Regions from separate parts of the Mus musculus genome. Here regions 1 and 3 are each linked to region 2. Evidence: chromatin loops called from intact Hi-C (ENCODE). Cell type or tissue: heart. All regions are shown on one strand. Each heading gives the region's core, and the rest is flanking DNA. Links, peaks and the distances in the headings are about the cores only.

The links. Hi-C counts contacts between places; a loop is a spot of excess contacts. Peaks named below come from ENCODE experiments on the same cell type or tissue, not always from the same donor. Only the 100,000 strongest peaks of a DNase experiment are listed, where the experiment ranks them.
Region 1: a loop joins it to region 2, with 2.2 times the contacts of the local background. A loop is called at or near these places in 19 of 42 quality-filtered maps.
Region 3: a loop joins it to region 2, with 2.6 times the contacts of the local background. A loop is called at or near these places in 2 of 42 quality-filtered maps.

What each region holds. Positions count from the first base shown.
Region 1 is chr5:92,058,361-92,068,831 of GRCm38, forward strand. It overlaps G3bp2 (GTPase activating protein (SH3 domain) binding protein 2), which reads right to left. Exons shown (of 11, transcript NM_001080795.2): 4 at 9,965-10,138; 5 at 8,132-8,222; 6 at 7,392-7,494; 7 at 5,965-6,145. It overlaps Gm42111 (a long non-coding RNA gene), which reads right to left and starts at 4,970. Exons shown (of 2, transcript XR_880428.3): 1 at 2,941-4,970; 2 at 2,737-2,873. In heart, for the core only: a CTCF peak has its summit at 5,033; no DNase peak of the experiment used is centred there.
Region 2 is chr5:92,111,713-92,122,183 of GRCm38, forward strand. It overlaps a transcript of G3bp2 not described here. Among named protein-coding and RNA genes, the nearest start is that of Uso1, 21 kb to the right of the region's middle. In heart, for the core only: CTCF peaks have their summits at 6,381 and 7,892 (motif pointing left); a DNase peak (open chromatin) is centred at 6,289; H3K4me3 peaks cover 3 bases.
Region 3 is chr5:92,037,656-92,048,126 of GRCm38, forward strand. Cdkl2 (cyclin-dependent kinase-like 2 (CDC2-related kinase)) reads right to left here and starts at 5,387. Exons shown (of 14, transcript NM_016912.2): 1 at 5,144-5,387; 2 at 1,583-1,781. The coding sequence starts at 1,750. In heart, for the core only: a CTCF peak has its summit at 5,310; a DNase peak (open chromatin) is centred at 5,096; H3K4me3 peaks cover 1,694 bases; H3K27ac peaks cover 985 bases; H3K27me3 peaks cover 296 bases.

The DNA of each region.
Region 1 (10,471 bases), core at 1,554-9,553, 53 kb before region 2:
TAAAACAGGTAAGTTATTGCTACAATCACAAAATGCAAGATGAGCAACTCCATATACATACAAAAGACAAAGTTAAAAGGCTTTCTTATCTTATAAAGACAAGAATAGACACACAATTCCTCAGTAAATGCCTAGTTTGCTGCTTTCAGACATCAACAGTGCTCAGTAGAAATCTCCTAGCCCATCCCACCATCTTGAAACCAATACTTTAATAGTTCGAACAATAACCCTTTGCATGGTGGCAAATGCACTCCGAAGGCTGAGGCAGGAGGATCTTTGTTTGAAGCCAGCTTGAAACAGTAAGACCACATCTCAAAATTAAGCGACAAGAGTTTCCATATAAAATCTCAAGTAGTCCAAGAAGCCCTGTCGAAAGGATTGAACAACAGTCTTCCTTAACTGAGTGGGAATGGCAGGACAGGTCTGTCAACTGCTCAAATACACTCAAGGATTTTGTAAACAATAATGCTGTCTGTCCACACTTCTGTCATTTCCCCTCATACAACAGCCATTTCCAGTATTTTCAACCTCCAAGGGCTTTCTAATTGCTCAAGCATTTATGGCCCAAGGAAAAGACAAAACTAAATGAATCATCAAAAGACACTGCAAGCATTCAACGGACTACGGGCATCCCAAACTAAAAGCTAGCACTTTATAATCTTTAAGGACCTTGGTCTAAGCAATACTTTCATTAATTACATAACTGGGATGTTATAATTTGTAAAGATAAATCTAAATCTAAAAAACAGTGCAGCCACTGTAACCCTAAGGCATATGTTAACATTACGTTATTTAAAAGATTTACCTACTTCTTTCTTACAACCTGGTTTTTCTCCCTGTGTAGACTGATTTTCCCAAGATGAAATCTTTTCACATGTCCTGGAATCTACCTAGCCCAGGCTATCTATCTCAGTTACAATGTTAATTTTGCTGGGTGTGGTAGTGCATATCTTTGATCTCAGTACTTAAGAGGCAGGCAGAGGCAAGTGTATTTCTGTGAGTGAGTTCAAAGGCCAGCCTGGTCAGTTTTTGTTATAAAGCCTATCTAGCTATCTTGCTTTGTGTGTATGGGAGGTGGCAATCCTTGAGAGAACTGTTTCGTTTTAAAAATTTTTATATGCATTAGCATTTAGCTTGCATGTATGTCTTACATGTATCTGTGTGAGGGCGCCAGTTCCACTGGAACTGGAGTTACAGACAGTTGTGCACTCCCATGGGAGTGCTGGGTCCTCTGGATGAGCAGCCAGTGCTTTTAACTACTGACTGAGCCATCTCTTCAGCCTCAGCCAAGGGAATCGTAAGCTTGTTCAACCGTTACTGTTTGCCACTGCTGGGACTGCAAAAACTACTGAAAGGACAAATGTTCCCAATTTACTAGTTCAGAGTATCATAAGCCTGACAATGAGGACTGCTGTCTGTGCATATACAGTTTAATAGTATATTAACAATCTAAGATGTGGTATATACTGATAGCTGTATTTATAAAAAGGCATATATTTATAACTATATGCTTACTTCCACTAAAGGAAGTATCAAAAGCAGAACTTGGTACAGTTTATATTACCAATCAGAATTGAAAAATAGATGTATTTTACTCAAATTTTAGTTAGTGTCATATTGGAACTCAATAAAAATGGCAACTGCATGTAGTGAGTGGTGGTCCAGCCTTTGATCCCACCATCCAGGAGACTAGAGAGCCAGGTGCAATTTTGTGAGTTAGGCCATCCTGGTCCACACAGGCAGAATTCTAGGCTAAGCTTAGGTACATAGTAAGACCTTGTCTCAACAGAGGCAGAAGAGATGGGTAGGCAAAGAGCACTTGCTGCTTTTGCAGAGACAGTTCCCAGCAGTCACAAGCCCTCTGTATTCCAGTCCCAGGGTATCTGAGGCCCTATTCCAGCCCCTACAGTACATGCTACACAGATGTGCTATATATATGTGCGGGCAAAACCACCCATACTCATTTCAATTTTTTTGAAAAAAATAATTAAATATACCTTACATTTAGAATTTTCAGGAAAAAAATAGAACAGTCTAAATATTATCAAAGAACTTGAGGCTCTGTCTGACCTTAACACATTTCAAAACTTATTACAAAAATAAAGTCTCAAAACAATTTATCTTATAAATCATCTGTACACCGATTTGGTAACTTTGACTTTGGAATAGACAAGAATGCCAGTGCATAAGGACAAAAAGCAAAGAAACGTTCCTTTTACTAAGAAACAATTGTCAGCTAAGGCAGCTATGCCTTCTCCCTCTTCTCACCCACCAATTAAAACCAGGCATTCCTAACAGATGAAGTGGCTACATAGCCTACCATTAAGGCTTTCAACTTAACTTCACGTAACCAAAAGTATGATCTTACAGCAAACCCTACGAATGAATGTCAAACAAAATATAAAATAAAAAGTCAAAGCAAGTCAAAAAGGCATCACTACAACCATACACATGCCCTTCAGTGGAGTGTAAGCGATCAAGAGAACTGCTCAGTTCCAGCAAGGACTTCACTTACCCACCTCTTTAGCTCAGTGCCTACCAATACCTTAAGGTAAACTTAAGGTTCTTTTACCAAATAATCTATTTAAAACAAAAGGAAAAAAAAGCCGTTCAAAAGTAACAAAATAAGTTGAAGGATACTAAACCAGGTGAAGATATCACAAATTTATTATTCTACACATAGCACAAAGACCTGAGGGTAGTCTTAAAGCTTACATTTTATTATTTGTAATTATGTGTGTGTGTGTGTGTGTGTGTGTGTGTGTGTGTGTGTGTACACCTAAGTGTGGGCCCGTGCACATGAGAGCCAATGCCTACAAAGGCCAGAGGCATCAGGTCCCCTGGAAGTGGAGTTACAGGCAGTTCTAAGTCACCTGATACAGGTAAAGGCCAGAGGCATCAGGTCCCCTGGAAGTGGAGTTACAGGCAGTTCTAAGTCACCTGATACAGGTGCTGGGGACCTTAACTCAGGTCCTCCCTGTGTGCTCTGAACTGCCTAGCAATCAATCGCTCCAGCCCCTTAAGGTTTAATTTTAAAACATTTTTAATGGAGTGGGAAATTATAAAATAACTTCAAAATTGACTCAAATGTAAGATACCTAAGAGTTTAGAATCTAGTAAGTCAAGACATACCTTAAAAAAAAAAACCTTAAATACTAAATATCTTAAATTCTGTTATGAATACAGACCTAATATTCTCTGTAAGACATTAAAGAAAAATGTATGCATTTAGACCACATGTAGTGTGATATGCAACTACATAAATTCAAAAGCCAAGCTATATTCACTTGTCTAAACATGGGTGAGTTATGCTAGAATCTAATTTTCCTCTCTATAAAATGGAATGTTAATACTTGTCATGCAGGGTGGTTTTAAGGACTCAGTAACAAGAAAATCTGTGTGCTTTCTATCTCAGTACTAGGGAGGCAGAGGCAGATGGATCTCTGATTTCAAGGCTTGCTACAGCTATACAATGAGACCCTGTTTCCACCCATACCGCCCAAAAAAGAAATGTGAAAATAACACACTGACCACAATGGCTAGGCAAACAAATCTTAAAGTAGGCATTGAACTGTAGCCATGACTTAGCAGTTGGCGAAGAGCACCAGCAGCTCTTCCAGCAGACCAAGGGAGTTCCAGCCTCAGCACCTACATGGCAGCTCACAACCATCTGCATCTCCATTCCCAAGGAAACCAACACACTCTTCTGGACTCTGAGGGCACTGCATGCACAAGGTGCACATGAACGAACACAGGTAAACACAAAACTCTAAGTTAAAATTTTACAGTGTCACCAAATCTCTGAAATAACAACTAAAAAGGCTCCACATGTGAATCTGACAGAAATAAAGATTTCAAAGTCCCAAGTCACTCGTACAGATTGGTTTGAAAAGCACAAATCATTAGGGATGAGCTTTGACTGGGATCAAATACAACCGCATTTAAATACTTAACCAGAAAAAAACACCACCACCATCAACAACACACAGGTATTATGGCACCATGTACGTGTGTAGTAGAGACATCGGGGAAAAGTTTTAACTAGTTACTTTAAAATCGTATGTCTTCCCCCCCCCCCCCACCACCAAGACAGGGTTTCTCTGTGTAGCCCTGGCTGTCCTGGAACTCACTCTGTAGACCAGGCTGGCCTCGAACTCAGAAATTCGCCTGCCTCTGCCTCCCGAGTGCTGGGATTAAAGGCGTGCGCCACCACGCCTGGCAAAACCGCAATGTCTTAATGTTAGAGCATCTAAAAAAAATGTGTACAATAACCAAGTGTAAATTTTGTAGGAAAATGAAGCTCTACTCAAAATGTAGGGGAAACTGGGTACTTATATATGCCAATAAACTCAAATTTAATCTACTCTGTCTATCAAGCATCATAAATAGTGTCATATTTTCACAGTTTTGGAAAGCTCTGAAATGGATAAGATGACAAACAGACAAAAAGCAGAATACTAAAATGATCTGTTAAGGTGAACACTACAGTCATAAGTTGGTACAGGCTTCAATCAAACTGTGTCAAACACTCACAGACTGAATTTAGGCAATGTAAATATATATAACATATATTATAACATATATATTATATATATACACACACATATATCAAGGTTTCTATTTCTTTAGAACAGTGATTTAAAAAAAAAATGTCATTCTATTTTGTGCCTTTCCAAATTTCTTGCCTAAAATACTCTTGCTAAGTGGTAAAATTTTCAAGGAGTATTTTTCTTAAAGAAGCCTTTAAAATGACAACATTATATTAGTAAAACCAACTTAATCTGTACTGCACACACCCAAATCCCACCTCTGTATATTAATAGAGATTTGGCATTTAAAGTGGGTGCGCTGACATTTTATTAATACATTTTTAATGTTTAATCCATAATTCTGGTTGACTCGCTTAAAAATGTTTAAAAGTAAGCAATTGGCAAATGTAACAAGGATACAATCCAATGTGTTCACAGATTGGTTACCTGTGAGACTGGTGCTTTAACATGGGGTGGAATTCCAGAGGAAGAAACAGTACCACTAGGAGGCAGGTTTTTACTGGTCACTGAAGCCCAGGAGAAAGCCTGCAGGAAATGCAACAAACCTAGACTACTAATCATGGAAAACCACCAACATTCCTATAGGGAAACTTCCAAATATTTAATCTGTTTTCATTTCTAGTCTGTTCCTTTATATTGAAGGACTGACTTCCTAATAGAAAGGCACACACACACATGCCAGTCTGTGTGCCAACTTTCAGAATCTTATTATGCAAGGTACGACTGCTGTTTTGTCTCAACTGCTGAAACCTCACCAAGTTCCTACATAAGCAAGTGGCAAACCACTGTCAACTAAACATGCTATAAAATCTGAAGCAGAGACTGACTGCTCTCCCCATGGGGAGACAGGATGTGAGTGATGGTGTTAGGGAGAAGCACAGGAAGACCAGAGTGCGGTTGGAGACTCAGCAGACGTTACCAAAGTGAGCAAGGACTCCTGCACTACTCGCTTCTCCTGCCCAGATCTACTAACCGTCTACTTGACAGAGAGAGAGTTCACATGCTATACTATGGGTGCCACACATCTGTTCAAGAGAATTAGTAGAGTAAGGAAACTGATCCCATTTATATCGCAAACAGGTGTCTCTCACAGATCAACTTCAGTAGGGACACTGCATGACTCCTAGAGCATCAGAAGAGATGAGCAACTGAAAACCTCACACATGGACTTTCATGTAAGTCATTCAACACTGCATACAGACAAGAGGAATCTAGGTTATAAATTTCACTCTTAGGAATATTTTGGGGGTAGAGAGAAACCATAAAATCTCCTCAGAACAAGAACTCAAGTTTCTTTCATATACATATAAGTATAGCTTACTATTTCAAATAACAGAACCAAAACCATGCTTTATTAATGGCACCAAGCATGAAAATGTGAGGTCCCAGATCTGAAAAGTTCCTTTGATCTCACCTTTGGCGGTTCCTGAGGCAGAGAAGCAGGCTCAGCAGGAGGAGGAGTGGCCGACTTCTCCTCCAGCTCTTCCAAGTGTTTCTCCTCCACTTGTGGTTTCAGCTCTTCAGTCTTTGTTTCAGATTCTGGCTCAGGCTCAGGTTCATGAGAGGATTCTTCTAAAGGCTCCTCTATGCCATTACTACAACGAAACACCTAGGTCACTAGGTATTCAGATGAAATAAAACGGTTTCTCCAAACTAACAGTTGAAACTAGTTACATTCCTGTGGGTAAACTGTTCTGCGTTTGTGAGCAAGTATTCTCTGGTCATACACATGTGGTGTTGGGTATGGGTGAAACCCTAGTCCTGACTGCCAGGCACATACCAGTGAAATTGCTCTACCAGAGACTCACCTCCAGTCTATACCCATCTTTCTGGTTTTTGTTGTTGAGACAGGATTTTACTATGTATCCTTGGCTGGCCTGGAACTCAACTCTGTAGACCACACAGACCTCAGAGTCAGTGAGCTTCTCCTTTTGCCTCCTTCGAGTGCCAGGATTAGAGTGCACCATCACATTTTAAAAAATGGGTTTTAGTATCTTGCACATAATGGTGCTTCGCTTACGTGTATGTCGGTGCACCATGCATGTACACTGCCCTTGGAGGCCATAGGAGGGGGTCAGATTCCCATGTCTAGGGTTCCAACCAGTCACGTGGGTACTGGATCAGCTGGTGCTCTTAACTGTAATGCCATCACTACAACCAAACCCCACCATTTAACTCTAAATGGTGACAAGGTTTACCCCAGCGTTAAGTATAAACCCTGTGTTTGTTTTCTAAGCAGTGTGTGTTGGGACAGATAGGTCAGGCTTCCACTTTACGCCAGGAGGAAAACTTAGAACACCAGGCTTGCAGGGTGAGCACCTTCACAGGCCCTCACCCTCTGCCATATTAAAGTTTTACAGAAATAAGTTCAGTGTACTGTCCTAAAAAGCCTGCATTATCACAGTCAACCACAGCTTTGATACAAAACATGCATTTTTTTTCTTTTTTGAGCCAGGGTTTCTCTGTGTAGCCCAGGCTGGTCTCAAACTTAGAAATCCGCCTGCCTCTGTCTCCCCAAGTGCTGAGATTAAAGGCATGTGCCACCACTGCCTGGCATGCGAATTTTTTTAATTAAGTAGTAATTTTCAGTATCTTGGTACATGTCATAAATAACCAAATACTGTCTTAAATAGGCGGTTTTAACAAAAAAAGAAAAAAGTATTCGCAGAGGCTGAGGGTCTGGTCTGGTGGCAATGTGCATAACTCAACATGCATGAGATACCTAGCACAAAAAAAAAAAAAAAAAAAAAAACCTAACTTCTAACCTAGAAAGAACTACCTTACAGTTAGTTCACTACAGGTCAACGCAAATGCAACCTTGCAACTGCTAGCTAGCCTTACGTCACGGGGTGTGCGTCATAGTAAGCGCTGTTAGCATTCTCTTGCACAGGTTCAGGAGACGGCTGCCTGTCTTCTTGCTCCTCTTCCACTTCATCTTCTGACTCTGACAACACAGGACACATCTTTTTAAGAGAAGCTTACATAGACTCTAACATACACACTGTAGTATATTTAAGGGTTTGCTAGTTTAAAATGTCAGTAGACTTACAAAGGCAGTCATTCACTGAAATATTCCCTGTTCCCCACAAACTAAAGAGAACAAGCAGGAAAAAAGTTGATTATTATACTCTCTTTTAACAAGATGTAATAGTAAAGAAAGGAAAAGCAAGGAAGCTAGAAACCATTATTTTGGTTCTGTTGTCATATCTACTCTAGAGTGGCACTGAGAAAACTGGTATTCTATCAGTGGACGACGAATACCTACAGTATAGCCATAACAGGAAGACAAAGTGAGCTCTATGCCACTCTTTTCATTTTGACAAAAAAGTGTTTGCATCCCCAAGACAATTCCAGAATATGTACGAAACTCTAGTATAGTCTATACAGACAAGTCACCTATACAGTCTTCCTAGGTTTGACTTTTACATAATTTCATGTACACACATAGTTATACTTCCCCTAACAAAAACTAAAGAAGGGAAAGAGTTTCAATTCAAATAAACAGCCAATTTCCCAAAGTTTCGTCCTTACAGACAGTACAAAGTAAGACTACTGAGCAGCTCCCTTCAACTTAAACTCACCTTCATCAAGTTCTGGTTCAGAATCACCAAACACTTCATCTTCATAACGAAACATATCATTGTGAACATAAAATTTATTTGGAACAGATCCCTATAGAAAAACAACATACAAGTAAGTACTCCATGAATAGTCATAAATAGAAGTACCCACATTATCCTCAAACAACTGTAAACACCCATGGTATTGTATTAAAAGAACAAATTAAATGTTACAATCTTACATGCAATCTATATTTTAGTACCACAGAAATAATCTAGACTAAATATAATTATCCACAGCTGATTATGTTATAATGTTAACAAAGAGAAACATCGCCATTGACTATTATAAAATGTGTGGTGGCCAACACCTGTAATCCCACTTCTTCAGAGACAGAGAAGGAAGGCCACAGATTGAGCTATAGGGAGACTGGGTTAAAAAAATCCACAATGCACACACATGAAAATGTCAAAATAAAGCCCTACATCATGAATGAGTAGATGCTAATTATTAAAAATAAAAAAATTACAATTTAAAAACTCTTCTAAGCCGGGCGTGGTGGTGCACACCTTTAATCCCAGCACTTGGGAGGCAGAGGCAGGCAGATTTCTGAGGCCAGCCTGGTCTACAAAGTGAATTCCAGGACAGCCAGGGCTACACAGAGAAACCCTGTCTCGACAAACCAAAAATAAACAAAAACAAAAAACTCTTCTAAAATTGAGTTCATAAAGTTTTTCCATTTTCAAAACCTTTTGAAAACACAGCTTAGTATTTCACAGATCATGTGGGTTTACTTTGTCTTATGATCCTGGGAATCAAACTCAGAGCCTTCCACAAAAAGCTAAGTGTTTGTTCTACCACTGAGCTACATCACGCCAATCCTGTTCTGTATTTATCATCCACTTACACATTTATTCCAATATCTAACTTTAAAGCACACACATGTATATACAATGTCCAAATAAGATGTATCAACACACCTAATAAAGTCTCTCAAAAACAGCTGCTAAGCTGGGCGTGGTGGTGTACTCCTTTAATCCCAGCACTCGGGAGGTAGGGGCAGGTGGATTTCTGAGTTCGAGGCCAGCCTGGTCTACACAGAGAAACCCTGTCTTAAAAAAAAAAAAAAAACCACAGCTGCAAGCAGGAAGGAGAAATGGCTTAGTGGTTAAAAAAAAAAAAAAAAAAACAGGTTGCTTTTGAAGACCCAGGGTTTAATTCCCAGCAAGGCAGCTCACAACTGTAACTCCAGTTCCAGAGGATCTGATACCCTTCCCACTTCTATGGGTATCAGACACATATCCATACAAGCAAATAAAACATTCAAACATGGGGCTGGCGAGATGGCTCAGGGTTTAAGAGCACTGACTGCTCTGAGTTCAATTCCCAGCAACCACATGGTGGCTCACAACCATCTGTAACGAGATCTGGCGCACTCTTCTGGAGTGTCTGAAGACAGCTACAGTGTACTTACATATAATAAATAAATCTTTAAAAAAAAAAGCATTCAAACACATAAGACAAGAAACAAAGTTAAAGGGGCTGGAGCTGAAGAGATGGTTTACCAGTTAAGGGTGAGCTGTTCTCCTACAGGACCAGGGTTTGATTCTGAACACCCATGGAGCAACTGTCTATAATATCAGTTACAGGACAGTCAGAGATACCAGGTATGCAAATAGTGCACAGACATAAAGGCAAAACACCCATAAAAGTAAGTAAAATTCAAATATCAGTTAGATAATTAAAAAAAGAGCAACAAGCAAATCCAAGCCTGTAGGAAGAAACTCTAGCATTTTCAATAAGCTATTAACAACAAATCATAGAAATACAAAGTAAATGAAGTGAAAACTTACTTCTGGAGCCAGAACAAAGGTTTGCATAAACTTCCTCTCAGGCTGTCCACTGTTAGACAGCAAGCCCATGACCTGTACCACTACACCATCACTCAAGGTTGCATGAGCATCCACATGACGAATTTTGGTATGACATTCACTGAAGTTCAGAGATAACACTTTGTGGTGTATATCCTTTACAGAAGAAAAGGGTGAAGAAAATAAACTTCTTGTGCTACCACATTAACTACCCATCACTGTGTGTACATTTTCCTCACAACCCAAAAAGGTCAACCATTTGCTTTTCTGCATTAATTTGAATTCAGTCCAGAAACTACGTATTACAACAGACCACCCATAAACTACTATCACCTCTATACAAGAAGTCCTAATGCGTCTTGATACTGTGTTTAGTCTGGTGGTGTACAGCTCTTCCCCCCCTTCATTTCTCTGGCTGGCTCAGTTGGTAGAGCTTGAGACTTAAATCTCAGGGTTGCAGGTTTGAGTTCTGTTGGGGGTCAGATGTAA
Region 2 (10,471 bases), core at 1,436-9,435:
CTTCTGGTGTGTCTGAAGACAGCTACAGTGTACTTACATATAATAATAAATAAATCTTTAAAAAAAAAAAAAAAAAAAAAAGAAAGAAAGAAAGGAAAGAAGGAAGGAAGGAAGGAAGAAAGAAAGAAAGAAAGAAAGAAAGGAAGGAAGGAAGAAAGAAAGAAAGAAAGAAAGGAAGGAAGGAAGAAAGAGAAAAGAAAAGAAAAGAAAAGAAAGAAAGAAAGAAAGAAAGGAAGAAAGAGAAAAGAAAAGAAAAGAAAGGAAGGAAGGAAGAGAAAAGAAAAGAAAGAAAGAAAGAAAGGAAGGAAGAAAGGAAGAAAGGAAGAAAGAGAAAAGAAAAGAAAAGAAAAGAAAGAAAGGAAGGAAGGAAGAGAAAAGAAAAGAAAGAAAGAAAGGAAGGAAGGAAGAAAGGAAGAAAGAGAAAAGAAAAGAAAAGGAAAGGAAAGAAAGAAAGAAAGAAAGAAAGAAAGAAAGAAAGAAAGAAAGAAGAGAAAATTAAATAAAAAAGAAAAGCTCAAACAAGCAGTCAAGTTGCCGAAGGAAGAACCGGGCTGTGCTTAAGGAAGGGCGGGGCCAGGGAACATTTGGAAGCTCGAAACTTGGGGCTCCTGGGGGTCAGCCCCAGCAACAAACCAACCTAGAGAGTTTTTCTTTGTGTTCCTTCCCACCCCGACTCCCACCGCCACACCCACCTGGCTATTGTCCCTATTCACTTCTCCAGTGAAGGTCATTTTAATTTCTTAGAGCTTAATTAAAAGATAATTTCAACCTACATCTTATTCTTTAGGAGCCAAGGCTCCCCCACCTCAGGTAAACCCTTCTCCAGATAACTGTCTCACTGTGACAGAGCAAGCAATCCTCTAAACAACTTTTGTGACCTACTGGTCTGCCCTAAAAGCTAAACTCTCAGTCAAGTTTAAGGAGAAAACACCCTGAGGAGATAGTTTCCGGCCCATCGGAGTCCCAGATTAGCTTAATTGCCTGACTTTCCCCTCATTAGAAAGTTCCTCTAGGAGGCAGATCTCTCCCTTCAGGAGAGAGAACACCCACAAAAGCCTGGGCTGTACCTGCAGGTTAGGGAAAGTACAGGACCCCAGAGCGAGGCAAATTAGCAATTCACGCATTTTACCATTTCAATTGGAGCCGGGAATTACAGCCGGGAGCAAAAAGAAGTCGCCCTCGTAACTCCCCCGCAGTTTCCTGTGTATTGTTTGCGGTTGGCTCTCCCAGCTGAACAAAGTGCTGGCAAACCTTATTTTTAAAAACACAAATAAAAGAGCTATGCAGGTCAGAGCAGTCCCTCCGCTGGAGGGAAGAGCACACTCCCTTCAGGAGTAGCTGGGGAAGTGGAGCCAGGTGACAGTGGGGTGCTGGGGAGACTGGGGGTGAGGAAGGAGACAAAGTTCTCAGCTCTTCCTAGGCGAGTCTCTCCGCCTGTAGTCCCAGCACTCTGCAGTGCTGAAGCAGCTTTCCCAAAATTCCACACACACACCCATTTCTTTTTTAAATATTTACTTATTGTATGTTTCTTTAGTTAAGATTTATTTTTGCCAGGCGTGGTGGTGGCACACGCCTTTAATCCCAGCACTCCGGAGGCAGAGGCAGGCGGATTTCTGAGTTCGAGGCCAGCCTGGGAGAAACCCTGTCTCGAAAAACCAAAAAAAAAAAAAAAAAAAAAAAGATTTATTTTATTTATATGAGTACACTGTAGCTGTCTTCAGACACACCAGAAGAGAGTATTCCATTATGGATGGCCGAGAGCCACCATGTGGTTGCTGGGAATTGAACACAGGACCTTCGGAAGAGCAGCCAGTGCTCTTAACTGCCAAGCCATCTCTCCAGCCCTCATTTTAACCCCCTTTAGGCTCTGGTATCTGCTGTCCTGCTTTGTTTTCTTTTCTGGCTCAAGGACAGCCTTTGCTGAATTCAGAGATCCTCCTGCCTCAGTAGGAAGTAAGTTTCAGATGACAAAGAGACTACTCCAGCTTCAATGTCTGCACAAAGCAAACTTCACTCTGTCTAGAGCGAGTGTGGGAAAAACACAAACACACAGGACCAGGCGTTTGTTTGGCTGAGGTCGGGTGGGGGTTTTCACAGCTCTTGGCTATCAGTGCGCGTGTGTGTATAAAACCTTCCCATGAAAGTCTTTCGTGTGTGTGTGTGTGTGTGTGTGTGTGTGTGTGTGTGTGTGTGTATATGTGTGTGTAAAACTTTCCCATGAAAGTCTTTCAAGATGAGGGAGATAAGGATTTGAAAAAGTAGTGAACACAGGAAAATAAAATTAAAAAAAAAGCCTCTTAGACATGTAAAAATAGCTTAGTGAGGAACCCCACTACACCCCAAGGCTGCATTTGATAGCTCAAACCCAGGGACATCACTGGAGATAGTAAAGCAAGAGCCTAAAACTCCATGATGCCCTGATGCCCACTGGACAGAATATAAGCAGAGTCCAAGAGCAGTGCTCTGCTCTGCACATCTGGACAGACACCACCTTGGTCTGCCCGGCAGCTGGAAAGTTACCTCCAGGAACCTGACCCTCAAAGTAGAGCATAGTTTTTTAAAAAAAAGTGCTTTTTAGACATGTAAAAATAGTGAGGGTCCCTACTACACCCAAGGCTGCACCTGACTGATAACCAGAACCAAGTCACATCACTCACTGAAGATAATCAGACACAGTCCTAATACCCCAGATGCCTACTGGACAGTATATATGTATATATGCAGAGACCAAGAGCAGTGCTCTGCTCTGCACATCTGGACAGACACCACGTCGATCTGCCCTGCTTACTAGTCCCCTGGCTATCCAGTCCCTCACGTAACTCCGAGTGAACTGCTTCCACTACTACCACATCTTAAGGCAGAAGCCCACGGGCGTTAGTTCCTGCCACAGTGATTCTTCCTCAGGGTTCTGGTTCTTTCCTTCCTGCGACCAGCTCTGGGCTACCCAATCTTAAGGCAAAAGCCTGTGGCTTTGTGGAGGAAGTCCTGAAGTCGGGGATTCGCCCTTATCTCTGGAGCCAGTTTGGGCCCTTAGGAATAGCAAGATGCCACCTTAGTTTCATCTTTTCTAAGGATCATCTAAGATCCTGCTGACTAGACTGTACCAACTGTCACAAAATCAGGAAGGTAGATACATGTAGTTAGTAAAACAGAAGTTGTATTTTATTATGCTGAGGGTTCACACAAGATTCACAGGCTAAATTCCTAACTTCAGTCCTAAACCTACTTCCCCAAGGCTGCTCTCTTGTTTGATGCATCTTAGCTAGATGTCAAGTACAGTCGATAAGAGTAGACTCTGACTTGAGGATCAGGATCCTGGGAGAGGCTCTCCAGCTGCAGGGCAGATCAAGGTAGCATCTCTCTAGATGTGCAGAACAGAGCACTGCTCTTAGTCTCTGCTTACACTGTCCAGTGGATGTCATGAGGTTCTAGGACTACGTCTGGTTATCTTCAGTGTGTAGTTCTGGTTATCAGGAGCAGCCTTGGGTATAGAGGGGTTCTCACTAAGCTATTTCTTTCTTTTTTTTTTAAGATTTATTTATTTATTATATGTAAGTACATTGTAGCTGTCTTCAGATGCACCAGAAGAGTGCATCAGATCTCATTACAGGTGGTTGTGAGTCATCTTGTGGTTGCTGGGATTTGAACTTAGGACCTTTGGACGAGCAGTTACTGCTCTTAACCTCTGAGCCATCTCTCCAGCCAACTAAGCTATTTCTACATGTCTAAAAGGCCAGTTTGGTTTTTTGTTGTTGTTGTTGTTTTTTAATTTTTTAAATTTTTTTTTGGTTTTTCGAGACAGGTTTTCTCTGTATAGCCCTGGCTGTCCTGGAACTCACTTTGTAGACCAGGCTGGCCTCGAACTCAGAAATTTGCCTGCCTCTGCCTCCCAAGTGCTGGGATTAAAGGCATGTGCCACCACGCCCAGCTTGGACAACTCTTACACTTGAATGTTAGCAGTCCTAATTCACTTGGGCACTGGGACATTATTAATTATTAAAGATTTACTTATTTATTCTATATAAGTACACTATAGCTGTCTTCAGACACACCAGAAGAGGGCACCAGATCTCATTACAGATGGTTGTGAGCTACCATGTGGTTGCTGGGAATTGAACTAATGACCTCTGGAAGAACAGTCAGTGCTCTTAACTGCTGAGCCATCTCTCCAGCCCCTACATGTTCTTTATTATATATTATGGGCTCAAGATGGACTGAGTTTCAACTCCAAATTCTGCCACTTGCTGCTGAGTGATGCTGTAATAGTGACTCTCTGCAGTATGGTTGTGAGGGTTACTTTATGTATTAGCAATGTTTAGGGTCTAGAACATGTCAAAGATGACCTCTACTGAAAGTCCATGTTAGGTCATGAAGAGCAAACAAGACTTACAAGGACCAATATGCATGCCCGGGAAGAGTAAAGGACCTCAACAATTAGAGTGAATGACAGGGCTGGGGAGGATGGCTCAGTAGGTAAGGCGCCTGCCTGGCTGGCAAGTGTGATGATGTGAGTTCAGATCCCCAGGACCCACAGAAACCTTGGCGCCTGCTCCAGCAGCCCCAGGCCTGGGGTAGAAGTGGTGGAAGGAGAGGTGAAGGAAGAGAAAGAGGAGGAGGAGGAGGAGAGATGTCTAAGCTTCCAAATAGCTCAGGGTTCTATTCCTAGCACCTACAACAGTAGCCCCAAAACATGTGTAATTCCAGTTTCAAGAGATCCACTGGCCTCTTTTGGCCTCTGAGGGCACCAAGCACGAATGCAGTACACAGACAGAAGTGCACAGTAAACACCCATACACATAAAAGTAAAATTAAAATTAGGAAATAAGCAGAGCCGGGCAGTGGTGGCGCACACCTTTAATCCCAGCACTTGGAAGGCAGAGCAAGGCGGATCTCTGAGTTCAAGGGCCAGCCTGGTCTACAGAGTGAGTTCCAGGGCAGCCAGGGCTACACAGAGAAACCCTTTCTCAAAAAACAACCAACCAAACAAACAAACAAACAAAGAAATCAGTAGAAAGCAACAGGTTAAAAGATAACCTAAGTCTACCTTTAGCATGTGTAAACACCCACGCTAATACGTACACACAGACCACACACACAAATAAAGACTTAACAAAAGCCCAGTAACTAAGTATAACTTTTTATTGGAGAAAAATGTAATAAAAGACAGACACAATGATACAGACTCTGATCCCAGAAGAAACAACACATTGACACAGGTTAGATCAAAGAAAGCCATTAGGAAACCGACGAATGAGAAGCCTTTCCTAGCTTCTTTATAAAGATTCATTAGTGTTAGGATTCATTATAAACTAAGGTTTAATGAACCAAGTTTTTAAAACGGAAGATTGGGCCTTAGTCCTGCCAAACATCCGTTAAATCCGAATTTGTTCGGAGCACAACTGAGTTGAGTGAAGGAAGATCTGGGATCCTACACTAAATGCTGAATCTTGAAAATAAAAATGTAAACATTCTAATTTAACGAATTAGCTAATTGAATTTTACTGCGACTACTGGCTGCTTTCCAGCAAGTGTATGAGTGAGATACAAATTTACTTCATAGTAAATTCGAATGTATACGCAAGCCAAGCCTCATTTACTGAGGGGTCAGGACTGCCACAGTTTCCCTGAAAGGAAGAAAGCATCCCTTTCTACTTCAAACCAAAACACTAAAGGCCCTGGAACCCTTGGGAAGGCCGTGAAGACTGTTTCCCGTGCCTTGTCCCTTGGCTGAGTCTTGAGGAATCAGCTATCTACCTGTTATAGACAGTTTTTATCAATTTGACCCAAATTTAGCCATACCCTGCAAAAGAGAAACTCAATTTTAAAATTACTGGCCTGTGAGCATGTCTGTGGGACATTTGCTTAATTGCTAATCCCCGTAGAAGAGCCCAGACCACCAGAGACAGTAACATCTTTGGGCAGGTGGGCTTGGGTTATATAAGAAAGGTATGAACTGAGCAAGCCAGAGGGGAAAGACCAGTACACAGGTTTGTATTTCAGTTCCGGCCTCCAGGTTCTCCTGCCTTGGCTTCCCTCAGAAGTCAAGGTGCTGATTACAGCAATGGAAAAGCAAGCTAGAACACTAGCTATCTCCCTCTCTGGACTTGGTTGAGAAATTTTACGACAGCCCTTAGCAACACGGCTGGCAAATGACTTTTACATGACAGGAATAAAAAGCCAGTCTTCACAAAGTCCAGTAACGGTCAACAAGAGACACTCCTCGCAAGCCGAAGATGAACCTGGCGTGTACAGCAGATGACCAACAGTGACGTCATTCACAGCTGCTCTGGTTCAAGTCTAGCAGCCAGAGCCCAGCACTGTGATTGCTGAGTCTTGCCTTCTGGTCCACATTTAGAGGGGAAACAGTGCCTCCCAGAGGCCAACATGAAAGAGCAGCAGTCAACGTAAGACAAATGGCAGGAGAGGGAACAGACATCTGCCAGAATGGAATCACTTAATATTATGGTCCAGGTTATGCCCTCCATGGGGATGGTCTCCCATCCTAGTACTAACTAAGCCGGAGCCTGCCTAGCTTCCAAGATCATATGTGATTGGGCATGCTCGGGTGGACACAAGCACAGACTGTGGGAATCATTTCTACAAAGTTGAAGCGTGTCGTTTCATTTTTATTTAAAATGTGAAGGTTCCTTTTTACTGTTCACTCTTTCTTTTGTCAGTGTCATCTGTCCCATGGGCTTCCAACCTATTAGTCACAATGTACTGCAGTTCTGTCACCTCACCCTGGATTCGAACTTGAGGAAAAAACAAATCAGCTCTGATGACCTCTGGCTTCAGTTTTAAGCTAAAAGTAGCTGAGGTAGTCTGTATGGGAAAGTAAAAGCAAAGCTGTATTGAACATCTCAGCATATGCTGGCCTTGGGCTAAGTGTGATGCACAGCCTGCTACTTCTCTTTTAAGACAGCTTATATGAATGACAGCTCAAAAGAGCTGGTCTGGGCTAAGCTTTAGGCCACTGGAAAACCCAACTTGAGAGACCAAGAGGGCAGGAAGTCAGTCTCAATCTCTCCTTGTTCCCAAGGGTTCTGGCATGGTCACTTAGCTCTGAGACACTATAGAGACAACTGAGGAAATTCTCTGTCTAGGTGGATCCCTGATCCTACTGGTTAGTTCTCCCATTTCACAAAGATGATAGTTTAGCTGGGAAAGTAAGTGAAGTGAAGATGGTCATTGGAAGCAGCCAATAACTAGAGGCTGAAGTGGAAAAGCAAGGGGGTGGGGAACAGGGTGCAGGCCAGATGGAGAAATCCCCCATCAAACCTTGGTCCTTGTGCTCTGTCACCTGTCACAGTTACTTACTGCCCTTCTTCAATCATTTCCTTCTCCATGAAAAGGGCTGAGGGCTACAGACACAGCTCACTGGTATAGTAATTGCCTGGGATGTGGGAAGCACATGTTTGATCCTCAGTTCCCAGAAAACAACATGTCAAAGATGAAGCCAGACATAGTGGCTCATAATTATCATTCCAGCACTTAGGAAGCTGACACATGAGGATTATCACAATCTTAAGGCCTACAAAAGAATTCCCATCCAGGCTGGACCACAGTGACACCTTGTCTCAAAACACAAAGAAATAGACAGAAAAGGAGAAAGCAGGTAAGTTGGGGCAGCTGAGGGAGGCAGTCTACATGAAGAGCTCAGGACAGAAGTCAGGAGTAACTAGAAATGATACCAATTAGTACTGCATTCACATAAAACTGATGAGTCCAAAACATGTTCACTGTACGATAGATACATCAGATTAGGGCTGGACAGAAGGCTCAGCGGTTAAGAGCACGGACTGCTCTTCCAGAGGTTCTGAGTTCAATTCCCAGCAACCACATGGTGGCTCACAATCATCTATAATGAGATCTGGTGCCCTCTTCTGGTGTGCAGGCATAAATGCATACAGAACATTGTATACACTATAAATAAATAAATCTTTTTTTTAAAAAATCTAAAGATAGATTAGACTAAAAATCCTCAGATCTTTACATTCAAAAACTAACAGAGGAAATGATAGCAGGGCTTATGATTGGACCCAGATTGCCAGGAGGATGGGGCTGAGTTCACAGGGAGCTGAGCTCTGAGCCACTGCTGAGCTTGGAGTGGGGCCTACATAGGCAAAGCAACTGTAGGCTTTATAGTAGAGAGGCCAAGAGTCCAGAGAAAGCTGATCACGGAGAGAGAAATAGCATTGGATTAAGCAAAAGACTAGGAAACTACACACAGACAGACATGCAGGCACTTGCACATGCTCCCACTTCCCGTACATACTACAGAACCCAAAGGCTGCCATGAGCACTTCCTGACTACATCCCTGAAGATGTCCCAATATGTCACAGTCGCCCCTTCTTTGACTTGAAGGTCCCTCTCGATGCTGTTTCTTCCAACAGGACAGACACCCAAGCCTCACAGAACTACTTCACAAGAGAAGAAGTGTCAGAAAGCCAGGATGGACGCCTGACTGAATATGGAGACGCATGCAGAAAAGTCTGCAGAGCCCTGATCCTTTTAAGAGGGTCAGAGGTGCCGGGGCGTGGTGGTGCACGCCTTTAATCCCAACAACTCTGGAGGCAGAGGCAGGTGGATTTCTGAGTTCGAGGCCAGCCTGGCCTACAAAGTGAGTTCCAGGACAGCCAGGGCTATACAGAGAAACCCTGTCTCGGGGGAAAAAAAAAAGAGGGTCAGAGGTGTTTTCCAGTTAAACGGTTGTTTCAAATGAGAATGAGGGGCTGGAATATTTGCTGTTTGTCCAGAGGACCAACCTTTGGTCCCCAGCATCCACAGCATGTGGCTCACAACCATCCAAGGCATCCATTGTCCTCTTCTGTATACATGCTGTAGTCACTCACACATACACATAAACAAAAAAATAATCTTAGCCAGACATGGCTGCATATGCCTCTACTCCTAGCACTTGTCAGGAAGCCTGGCCTACATAGCAAGTTCCAGGAGATCATGGGCTAAAGTGTGAGAGCTTGTCTCAATTGATAATATAGTCTTTGAATGTGAATGAGAAGCCATCTACTATGTGAGTCAAAGCTTGTATGTATCCTTCAGTGGGCTGTTAGTGATTCTTACTCATTTCTGGTACACGTTCTAAGGGAGATGATCACTCTACAAATACCTGCTGACTTGAGGGACTCGAGAAGGCCACAGACCTCCGGAAAGCCTAAGATGATCTCTTCAAACATTTGGCCTTCAGGAGAGAGAGCACTGAAGATCTTTTTTTTTTCTTAAAGATTTATTTATTATATGTAAGCACACTGTAGCTGTCCTCAGACACACCAGGGCTTCAGATCTCATTACGAGTGGTTGTGAGCCACCATGTGGTTGCTGGAATTTGAACTCAGGACCTTCTGAAGAGCAGACGGTGCTCTTACCTGCTGAGCCATCTCATCTTATAGTCTTCCACAGGGACAAACGAATATGCTGAGGTTGAGGTTCCTTCTGAGTCCTACCTATCTTACCTACATCTGCTGTGCATCTCCCAAGCCACGTGTTACTGCAAGGGCCTTGTATGGCTTGCTCTGGAACCCACTCAAGTCCACTCTTCCTTGATCTTTAGTCCCTACAGGTCCTCGATTAAGATGTGAGTTCCTGGAGCTTGAGAGATGGCTCAGCAGTAAAGGGCACTGGCTGCTCTTCCAAAGGTCATGAGTTCAATTCCCAGCAACCACACAGTGGCTCACAACCATCTGTAATGGGATCTAATGCTCTCTTCTGGTGTGTCTGAAGACAGTGACAGTGTACTCATATATTCACAAAATAAATAAATCTTTTTTTAAAAATGTGAGTTCCTACATTGCTCTCTCAGAGCTCTTGAGAAACAACACAATAGGTTCACATGGCCTCAAAGGAAGGCTATTCTTTCTGTTGATACTTGCGTTGCTGAAGAGATTATTCATCCAAAGGGCTGAGTTCTAAGCAGCATCACCTTAGAGGATGCAGCTGGTCAGGCAGATACTTTTTGATCTCGGTGTCTTTCTGGGAACTCTGAAGTCACCTTTTCCCATTCCAGAAGGTAACTTCGACAAAGACAGTAATTGTGTATGTTTTAACCATTACTAATCAGCAATGGCACAGTTCCCAGACCATGTTGGTTGAATAAATACAGATAAAGCCAAAGTTCAAATCCCTGCCTCTGGCCTTACCATTCTTCTAGTAAATCAAATTACTTCTTAATCTCATCTCTTGATTGTGTCATCTACCCGACATTAAAAGGAAATGACAAAATGAACAAAGAACAGGAGTCAACTAACAACAGACTTGTCAGGAATCCAGATGATGCGTCTCTCCCACAGCTGTCTCTGATTGGTTTTATGAATCTGTTATTTTAAAATAACAATACAAAGCAGAAGGGGGCCAGGCACAGAGGCAGGCATATCTCCGTGAGTTCAAGGATAGCTGGGCCTACACAGGATGACCCTATCTTAAAAGCAAAAACAGAGCTAGAAATTATTAACAGAA
Region 3 (10,471 bases), core at 1,756-9,755, 74 kb before region 2:
GAATCTATCAGACAAAATAAACAACTTTATTAGAAAAAAAACTCAAAAAGTACAAATTCAAAGAAATGGAGACTAACAGAATTCAACCCTATAGTCAGCCCCAGGATATAAAGAAATGATTACAAACCATAGTGGATTTCTGTTACCCCCAGCAAAATTCTGTCTTCTTCTCTAACTGTACCTTTTACTAACAGATGCTCCAAAAGTACCACATTACCATAAAATTAAACGTATTCAAGGGGCTGAGGGTGCAGCTCAGTAACAGAACTTGCCTAGTGTGAGCGAGGCCCTGGGTTCATTTAGCATGAAAGAGGAAGACGGAAAGAAGGGAGGAGGGACAGACAGAAGGGGTGATTATCCCAAAGTCTGTTCAACAACGCTATAAATATGAAAGGAGTTAAGACAAACAGCAGGTTGACACTCCCCAAATATAAATAAAACAATGTTGCCACCTGTAAAAGGAAGAAATCACGAGAACATGTGATCCAGCACCAGTGTTTAATCAAATTGTATTTAAGTAAAAAAGTGGGACAATTTTGAACATGGGAAATTTATCGGTTTCATATAGGAACAAACCCTATTGAAATATGGGCATCATGGCTGTGGGACACCAAGTGTACATTTTATTAATTTTTATTTTTGAGACAGTCTCTCTATTACATAGGTCTGGCTATCCTGGAACCAGGATATTACCTGGTCATAGACCAGGCTGGCCTCAAACTAAGAGAACTCCATCTGCTTCTGCCTCTGGAATGCTGGGATTAAAAGCATAGGCTACCATACCTGGCTATAAATCTTCATTTTTAAAAGTGCATTAAGACAGACAGCTAACGTCTCATGGGAACATTGAGAGACAGCAGAACAATGGAATCAAATTCTGAACATCATGTAATGAACTCAAATAATTCTGTTTTCTGTGGATATAGTCTTTTTTTTTTAAGATTTGTTTTATTTTTATGAGTACACTGTAGCTGTCTTCAGATACACCAGAAAGAGGGCACCAGATCCCATTACAGATGGTTGTGAGCCACCATGTGGTTGCTGGGAATTGAACTCAGGACCTCTGGAAGAGCAGCCGGTGCTCTTTACTGCTGCGCCATCTCTCCAGCCCCTGGATTTTCTTATAATGAAACAAATGTAAAAACACAGAGCTAGGGAAACAGCTTAGCAGCAAAGCATGAGGTCTGCGTTCAAAGCCCCAGAACCTACAGAAAAAGCCAGGTCTAAGATCATGTGCTGGGGAGGGGAGGGCATCAAGACTGGGCTCACTGGCAAGCCAGTCTACTCCACTCGGCAAGTTCCTGGGTGGCCAGCACCTGAGGAGTAACACTAAGTTACTCTGGCCTCCATATGTACATACACATGTGCACTCCTATCTGCACAAGTGTGCACATGTGTGGGCACACATACACATATACTACACACATTCACACACATATACTGTCACACACTCATAAACATACACTTACACACAGTCACACATGCACACGCACACACACACACACCACGGTGATGTTTTCCTTCAAATGTAACAGTCTTGAACAAGAAGCAACTTCCTTTTCCGCTCAATGCACGCTCTTACCTTTAGTAACTTGATCTCTCGCATTGCGATCTTCTTAACCATTTTATCATCGTCACTTTCTAGGAACTTCTTAATGGCCACAATTCTTCCACTGTCTTTGTTCCTACACTTCATCACCATTCCGTAACTCCCCTCTCCAACCAATCCTAGGTTCTCGTACTTCTCCATTTTGCTTTAAAACCAGTAGGAATTTTTCTTGCTGTGGAAACCAAAGCATGGCATTAAGAGCGCTGAGGTCTTCCGTTCCCTCCAATCTCCTAGGTAACTCACTCTTGTGAGACTGTTTCCCTTGTCACAGCAATCACTGCATTCACAGTGATCAATGATGACACAATTTCTTACCATTCCCACATGCTTTCAAAATGTGTATACAATTTAAAAATAGACAATGCACTAGGTGGTGGTAGTGCACACCTTTAATCCCAGCACTAGGGAGGCAGAGAGGCAGAGACAGAGGAGGCAGAGGAGGCAGAGGAGGCAGAGGAGACAGAGGCAGAGGCAGAGGCAGAGGCAGAGGCAGGAAGATCTCTGTGAGTTCCAGGCCAGTCTGGTCTATGGAGCTAGTTCCAAGACAGCCAGAGCTACACAGAGAAAACCTATCTCAAAAAAACAAACCAAACAAACAAAAAAGCATTTGTACTGCTCTTCCAAAGGACCTGGGTTTGCTTCCCAGCACCCCCATAGTGGACCACAGTCATCTGTCAGGGGACCCAACATCCACTTCTGGGCACATGCATCAGGCACGTGCATGTATATGGTACACACAGATATATGTACAGGATACACTCATACAAATGAAGTAAAAATTAAGCAAATCTGCCGGGCATGATGGCACATCCTAGCATCCAGGAGGCAGAGGCAGGCATATTTCTGTAAGCTTGAGGCCAGCCTGCTCTACATAGTGAGTTCCGGGACAGCTGCAGCTATGTAGAGAGAACCTGTCATGAACACAAGACAAAACTAACTAAATAAATAAGCCTTAGAAAAAGTTTATACTGGATTCAAAATATCCAAGTTGGAAGTCTTTATGCACTTTCAACTTAATTGTAAAAAATTATTACAGCATAACCACTGAATTAATACTGAACTTTTGGTAAATTTTCTCATCATACTAATTATTATTTTAAACTTGAGTCACTTAAATTTTATAGATATACAGGATTCTTTCACATCTGGATATAAAGTGTTTTCTGAATAAAGTCTATCATAAATGGAATCTTATTTTATCAATAATTGACAAAAATCCAGCAACCAGTTTTTTATATTATATATTTTAATAAAGAAAAAAATCATTATTTGGGGCTGGGAATGTGACTAGTGGTAGAGTATATGCTTAGCACGGGTATGAAGTCCCTGGGTTTGAATCCTAGACACACACACACACACACACCCATACACACACACAACCATACACACACACACCCATACACACACATACACTATACACACACACATTTGTCCATCATGCCCAGCATAAATTAATTTTTTTAAATCTGACTTTTGAATTTAAATTCCAGCAGCCATGAATAAAAAAATATTGCTCTAGATCCTGATTTGGTTTCAACATGGGCTGGGGAAGACTTAAACTTTAGGTATATTTATATTTTAAAATATAAATATTAGGTGATTATACTCAAATGACGACTCACAGTTGAATTTTTAAGAGCCTGACCATACCAAAAAAACAAAAACAAAAACAAAACAAAAAAACCTTATCACAACCTCTTGGAAGGAAAACACTTCTTTCCACTTAATATTAATCGCATATGATATATAGAGCTAACTTACCCAGACAAGAAAAAGTGGTGATGTTTTAGTGGCTTCTAGTATATTCATAGAAAAGGGGGAAAACCAACCAACCAAACAAACAAAAAACATTGACTTTTTATTCTAAAAAATTATGATAATCCAAAGTATATATTACATTTTCAACACTTGTCACCTAAGTGTGTGTGTGTGTGTGTGAGAATCCAAAGTATATATTACATTTTCAACACTTGACACCTAAGTGTGTGTGTGTGTGTGTGTGTGTGTGTGTGTGTGTGTCTGTGTCTGTGTTAACCCAGGGCCTCCAATAAGCTAAGCAGGTGTTCTTTCTACCACTGAAGTACACCATCCAGCAGCCATTATTTGCACAGTGTAAATGGAGATCAACACAGAAAAGAGAAGATGGAGAGAATGAAAAGAATCCTAATTAAAATCAAATTCAAAACTCTTCACTATCTTATTACCACTTTGGGTATTAGATTCTACTTAAAACTATTTACAGTGTCATAGGCACTGACTTCCCATATAGTTCACATTTTAACTTCTTTTTACCTTTAATTACTTTTATAATAAAAAATTTACATTTGGAAAAACCTTCAGTGTGATTCTAACTGGCATAGTTTTTAACCTTCCCTTAAGTATATATTGTAAAGGAGTAAGCTTTAGGCTAGTGAAAATAATACAAATAGCTGGAATCTATAGCCTAGATCGTTTTTAAACATATTGTAATTGGCATCCTAGATATTTAAAGATGCAAAATGAACCAAATAAAAATGACCTTAATCATGTCTAAAAGGTTCTGAAACATATTATAACCTAGTATTATACAAGTGAACTAATCCAAATTTATTTTCCCAACCATGTAGACACACTACATAGAGCACACCTACTTGTTCAAGTGGGACTGTCTAAAATACCTTAAGAATATCATGGCCTAAAATATGCCTTGTTTCCTCAGTAACTTATAACCCATCAGTTTCTTGCCTTCTCACTCTTAAATCTATGGGTAGCACGTGGCATACAAAAAAGAAGTCTGGTGCGATGGCACTATAATAATTTAGGATATGTGCCATACAAGCATACTGTTCAAATACTACCAATGTTCTTTGGTTAAAATCAAACTGAAATTTCTTATACATAAAAGAACGAAATAACTGGGTTTTTACAAAGTATTATACTTACTATTTCTTCCAAACCCTTCACATGGAAAGAGCCAAAGGTTTTCAACTTGGAAACAAATTTAAGGTGATATGCATCTCGCTAGCAGATCTAAAAAGATGCTGACTAGCTAGCACACTAGCAATCCCAGTATTGGGATTTCCTCTGCGGACGCAATTACCGGTCCTAGGTGAAGCAGGCAGGGAGGCAGATTGGCTTCTGCCCTCCGCAAGCTCACACTTCCGAGGACTACGGGCCGCATGCTGCCGTCGTCAAGGCAACGACCTCACTCGGTCCCCAGCCATAGGCAGTCTCCAGAGAGAGAGAAAGGGCCCGAGTCAGAATGCGTCTGCGACAGGCAAAGACACAAGCACCTGTCAAGGACAACAGCTGCAGAGAAACGAACTGAGGAAAACAGAGCACCGCCGGCCGAAAGCCCTCGGGTCGCTCAGCTCAGGGAAGCAGCACCTCGCCAAGTAGCCCTAGGCGAAGGCGTTGGCCACCCTAGCTGCAAGGGGCGGCTCTCACCCGCCTGGTCCCGCCCCGCCTACGGCGGAGCCTCCCTGATCCTGATTGGCTGAGGCCTGTCGTCAGGCGTTGTGATTGGCTCTGTGCCACCCCGCCCCGCCCCTTCACCTGGAGCTCGCAGGTTCGCTCAGCTGACGGCCTCGTCCCCACACCTACGGTCTTAAGTTTGTAGGGACCTTTCTGCCGGCGCCAGGAGACCTCTGCTCTCAGGGGACCGCAGGTTGCCCCAGTGGCCACGAGGAGAGCCAAGGTGACGGTTCGCTGGGACTGAGGAGACCATGAGATTTCCCAGCTTGCCCGCCCGCGGCGCGGCGGGGCGCTGCGGGGCGCGGGCCCCACCCGGGGAGGTTCCGCCCAGCCGCGATTCCTCGCTTCCTTTCGGTTCCGGGCGGTGGACCGGAAGAGCCTAGTAGTTTATTTAGCCGAAATTGGTGGGATGAGATCTGTTGACAGACCTGACAGGAAAAAGGACCCTGGGACGCCAGCCTGGTAGGGAAAGATTTGGGGTGGAGCCCAGAGAGGACCAGAAAGCAAGAAAGGTAGGTGCTGACTGCAAGCGGCGCAAGCTGGAGCTTAAAGCTTGCCTTCAGCTTGAAGACTAGATTAGCCACGACAGGGCAAGATCGGAAGACCATTACCAAGCATATGCTGACGTCGTACGAGAAGCCGGGAAATGCTTTATCCCTCCTTATTAAGGGACTGAGATTGTAAGGCCAAATAGTTTTACTTGTATTCACCTATAGCCACACAATTTGTACTCAACTAAATATGTTTTTTTTTTTAATAGCTCGATCCAGGAAAGTATCCTTGATAACAGACACGTATATGCCTAGCCAGCACCCAGGGGTTATTCTTGCATAGTAAGGTGTAAGAGCAATTGTTTTATAATTTTTCTTAGTTCGGTACTGCATTAATCTCCCGGTGCTCAGTTACCATCATTCACCAAACTGCTTAAAATCGAGTTCCCGAACCTACAATTTTGAGAACCACCTCTGGAAACAGGGTATGGGTTTTTGGTTTTTTTGTTTTGTTTTGTTTTGTTTTGTTTTTTTGGGGGGGGGTTGTTTTTGGATAACCCAAGATGTGAGTTATAATGTAGCAATGAGCTGTGACCAACTTGAAGATAATTCCCATCGCTTTACTCTAGATTGTAACAAACCCCATGAGGTTTAAATAGAAAAATATTTATGAGTGTTCTGCCTGCTTGTATGTCTGTGCACTGTGAGCGTGCTTGGTGCCCACAGAGGTAAAAGAGGGCGTCAAGACCCCCTGGAACTGGAGTTACAGTTGGTTTCTGATTGCCGTGGGTCCTCAGGAAGAGTGACAGGTGTGCTTGGCCACTGAGCCATCTCTCTAGACATTCATGTGAACTTTTATGTACAAACAGGTTTATTAGGGTGGGAACCTCATATTTTACTTTTTTCCAGTTTTACAAAAAATAAACAGTTGAGTAGCAAAATTAGTGGTATACATGGGAACTGAAAGGACAAAGGCTATAAAAATGGTGAACAGGTGTTGCTTGAGAAAATATTTAAAAGTTGGAAATAACTGTAAAGGAACTAGAGGGTAGTCAAGAAGTACAAGTTCCTTTGGGAAATAGGGTAGTTCAGTGATGGCATGCTTGCTTGGACTGCACAAAGCCCTGGGCCCCACATCCAACAATTTATACACTAAGGCATGATGGTTGTGGCACAGCCCTCTAATCTCAGCCCTCGGAGGTAGGGAGCAGGAGTGCCGCAAAGTCAGGTCTCTCTCAGCTACTGACCAAGCTCAAGACCTAGCCTCTGTGAGGCACCATGAAGAAGGGAAGGGGGAGGAAGATTATTCTGTCTGTCATCCGATTACTGAAGAGGAAGGAGATAGATGTTATGTAGAACAACTAGGATTGCTGTTTTCTTCTTGAACCATAAAATAACTGGCAGAGAAAAATGGTAGGGAAGGAGGCAGCATCAGTAATTCCTGAAATACTAAGTGTAAGGGTTTATTAGTCCAGAAGAATTCAAGGAGAGAAAACATGCACATTACCTAGCCTAAATCTTTAGTAAATTTCATTTTTCTATTAAACCATACTGGTCAGCCTGGCACGTAGTGAAAACTTTAGTCCCCAGCAAGCATATGTCTTGAGTTCAAGGCCAGCCTAGACTATACTGCAGGTTCCAAGCCAGCCAGAGCTATATATTGAGACCCTGCCCCAAACAAAACAACAAACATACTGGTCAGATTGAGGCTCAAGAAAATAGTAAGTTTAAACTCCTAAAGGTAGGTAGTTATGACAAGTTTCAATTCAATAGGAACAGAATAAAACGTTTAGTGTGCCAACTGAATCTGTGCACCATGAATCTACAGTGGAAATGGACCTTGTTTCATACAGGATGCCAAGTTCCAGGGCAAGAATGGAGAAAATGAGGAATATAATACCTGGTGATTAAACACAGGAGGTAAGGAATCAAGAATGGTGGAAAGGCCAGGCATGGTGGCGCACGCCTTTAATCCCAGCACTCGGGAGGCAGAGGCAGGCGGATTTCTGAGTTCGAGGCCAGCCTGGTCTACAAAGTGAGTTCCAGGACAGCCAGGGCTACACAGAGAAACCCTGTCTCGAAAAACCAAAAAAAAAAAAAAAAAAAAAAAGAATGCTGGAAAAGCTGGTACCCAGCTAAACAAATAAGATGAGTTATAATGGCTCTTAAAATTAGAAATCACCAGAATAAGTGAAAAATGTTCTAAGGAAAACACTGGAAATGCCTGAGGTAGAGCCCAGCCCTCCAGACACAACAACAAAGCAAAGCATAAATAGGCTAAGAAATACAACTACTATTCCACTTCTCCATCCCCACCCAAGAACAGTGACAGCTTCTATTCAGATGCTGGGAGCTATGCTATTGGCAGCAGCCAAGTGGAAACCCAAGTGTCCATCAGCAGGGTTTAGCTCTAGCATTTTCATTCAGTAGAACACTGGTTCTCAACCTGTAGACTATGACCCCTTTGGGAGTCACATATCAGATCTCCTGCATATCAGATATTATGATCATAAAGTAGCAAAATTAGTTATGAAGTAGCAACAGAATACTTGTATGGTTGGGAATCACAATATGAGGAACTATTAAAGGGTAGCAGTGCTAGAAAAGTTGAGAACTGCCGGGCGGTGGTGGCGCACGCCTTTAATCCCAGCACTTGGGAGGCAGAGGCAGGCGGATTTCTGAGTTCGAGGTCAGCCTGGTCTACAAAGTGAGTTCCAGAACAGCCAGGGCTACACAGAGAAACCCTGTCTCGAAAAACCAAAAAAAAAAAAAAAAAAAAGAAAAAGAAAGAAAAGAAAAGTTGAGAACCGCTGGATTAGAGGTGCTCTGGATCAGGAAATGACCACTAATGTGTATAGGGTTTCTTTTGGGAGGTAAGGAAGATATTCTGGAATTAGATAGTAGTGATGTTTATATAACCTTGTAAAATCTACTAGTACTGAATTGCACACTGTTAACAAGGTTAACAGCAGGTAAAGTTGCCTGCAAACAAGCCTAAAAACTTAAGACTGATGGCTGGGATCCATAGTGTGGAAGGAGAGAAGCCAAAAGCCATCTTCTGATGTGACACTCATGCACAAGCGCACCTCCCCCCACACACAAACATTCTTAAAGTTACTGTAAGGTATGTAAACTCTCTCGATTTTAAAAAAATCTATGGAAAACACCCATCTCCCCAGAAATCCTTTTTTCAATGAATTTGTAAATCTTAAGCTTACAGTAGATCGATTCTTTTCCTCACACTGACAGTCATCTCTATTAAACTATTTCATGACCATTATCACTTTACATCTAGTCATCCAAAGATCAGTATCTACCAGTGAATTCTTGCCTCCCTACACTTACCCCCAATCTCTCCAGTCCTGAGAACCTGATTATCACGAGCTTTTTAGTATCGCCTCAAGTAATCAAGTGACAGGCTCCTAAAATGTTGGCAGTGTTCTCTGTCACAGTATATTTTACAACATGTAACTATGAATGCAACACACCACTGTATTTAAAAACTAGGGGCTAATGTATAATGAATGCAAGGCTGTTTTTTAATCCCATCATAAGAGGAGAAACAAAACCAAAACTGGACTGACTCATTTTGTAGTTCTAGAAAAGTCAATTCTGTTTGCAACCTATGCCGATTTCATTTATTAAAAACTTAGAGGGGCTGGAGAGATGGCTCAGCGGTTAAGAGCACTAACTCCTCTTCCGAAGCTCCTGAGTTCAGATCCCAGCAACCACATGGTGGGTCACAACCACCTGTAATGAGCTCTGACGCTCTCTTCTGGCACGTCTGAAGACAGCTACAGTGTACTTATTTATAATAATAAATAAATCTTTGGGCCAGAGCGAGCAGGGTTGACTGGAGCAAGCAGAGGTCCTAAATTCAATTCCCAACAACCAGATGAAGGCTCGCAACTGTCTGTACAGCTACAGTATATACTCATACACATGAAATAAATCTTTAAAAAAAAACAAAACTAAAAAAACAAAATTTATGGCCGGACGTGGTGGCACAGGCCTTTAATCCCGGCACTCAGAAGGCAGAGGCAGGCGGATTTCTGAGTTCGAGGCCAGCCTGGTCTACAAAGTGAGTTCCAGGACAGCCAGGGCTATACAGAGAAACCCTGTCTCGAAAAACAAAAACAAAACAAACAAACAAAAAACTTAATTAGAGCTAGGTATTGTGGTACATACCTTTAATCCCAGCACCTGCAGCCAAGCTAGCCCGGCCTACATAGCCAGTTCTAGGACATCCAAGGCTATATTGACTCTCAAGGGGGATAGGAGTGAGAGCCAACTCTACATATTTAGATCAGAGGTCTCAACCCACTCCCACAACAAAGGCTGTTCAATTTGGAGATGGAAGACATAGCATACCACTTCTTCCAAGTTCCACATAGCTCATGCTTTGCTGTCTGTCACTAAGGTATCGACAGCAGTGCCACCTTGCAAATCCAGTCCTCAAATACTAAAATGTGTTGTCTGCTTGACTTCTTTTCACACTGGTAACATGCTTCATTCACACATATTCCCCCTTTCTCTGTAGCCTCTACGCTATCCTGAAGAGTTTTTCAGAAAAAGGAGCTGGAGAGATGGTTCGGCATTTAAGTACACTGCCTGCTCATCCAGAGATCTGAGTTTGATTCCCAGAATCCACATGGCAGTTCACAGCAGCCTGTAAGTCAGTTCTAGACTTATACTGAGTGTACGCTTTTGCCCTGAGAGCACCAGGCACACTAGCTGTACACTGACATGCACACAAGTAAAACACCTACCCCGATATGTATTTATAAAGTTCAGGAGTCTGTGTTAAGTCAGTCCCCTTTGTTACTCCAGTCTTCTCAGGCTTCATCTATCACTTCACAGAGATGGTTCTTATCAAGCCATTATATACACATGCTGCCACTCATCTGTGGTGCATAAC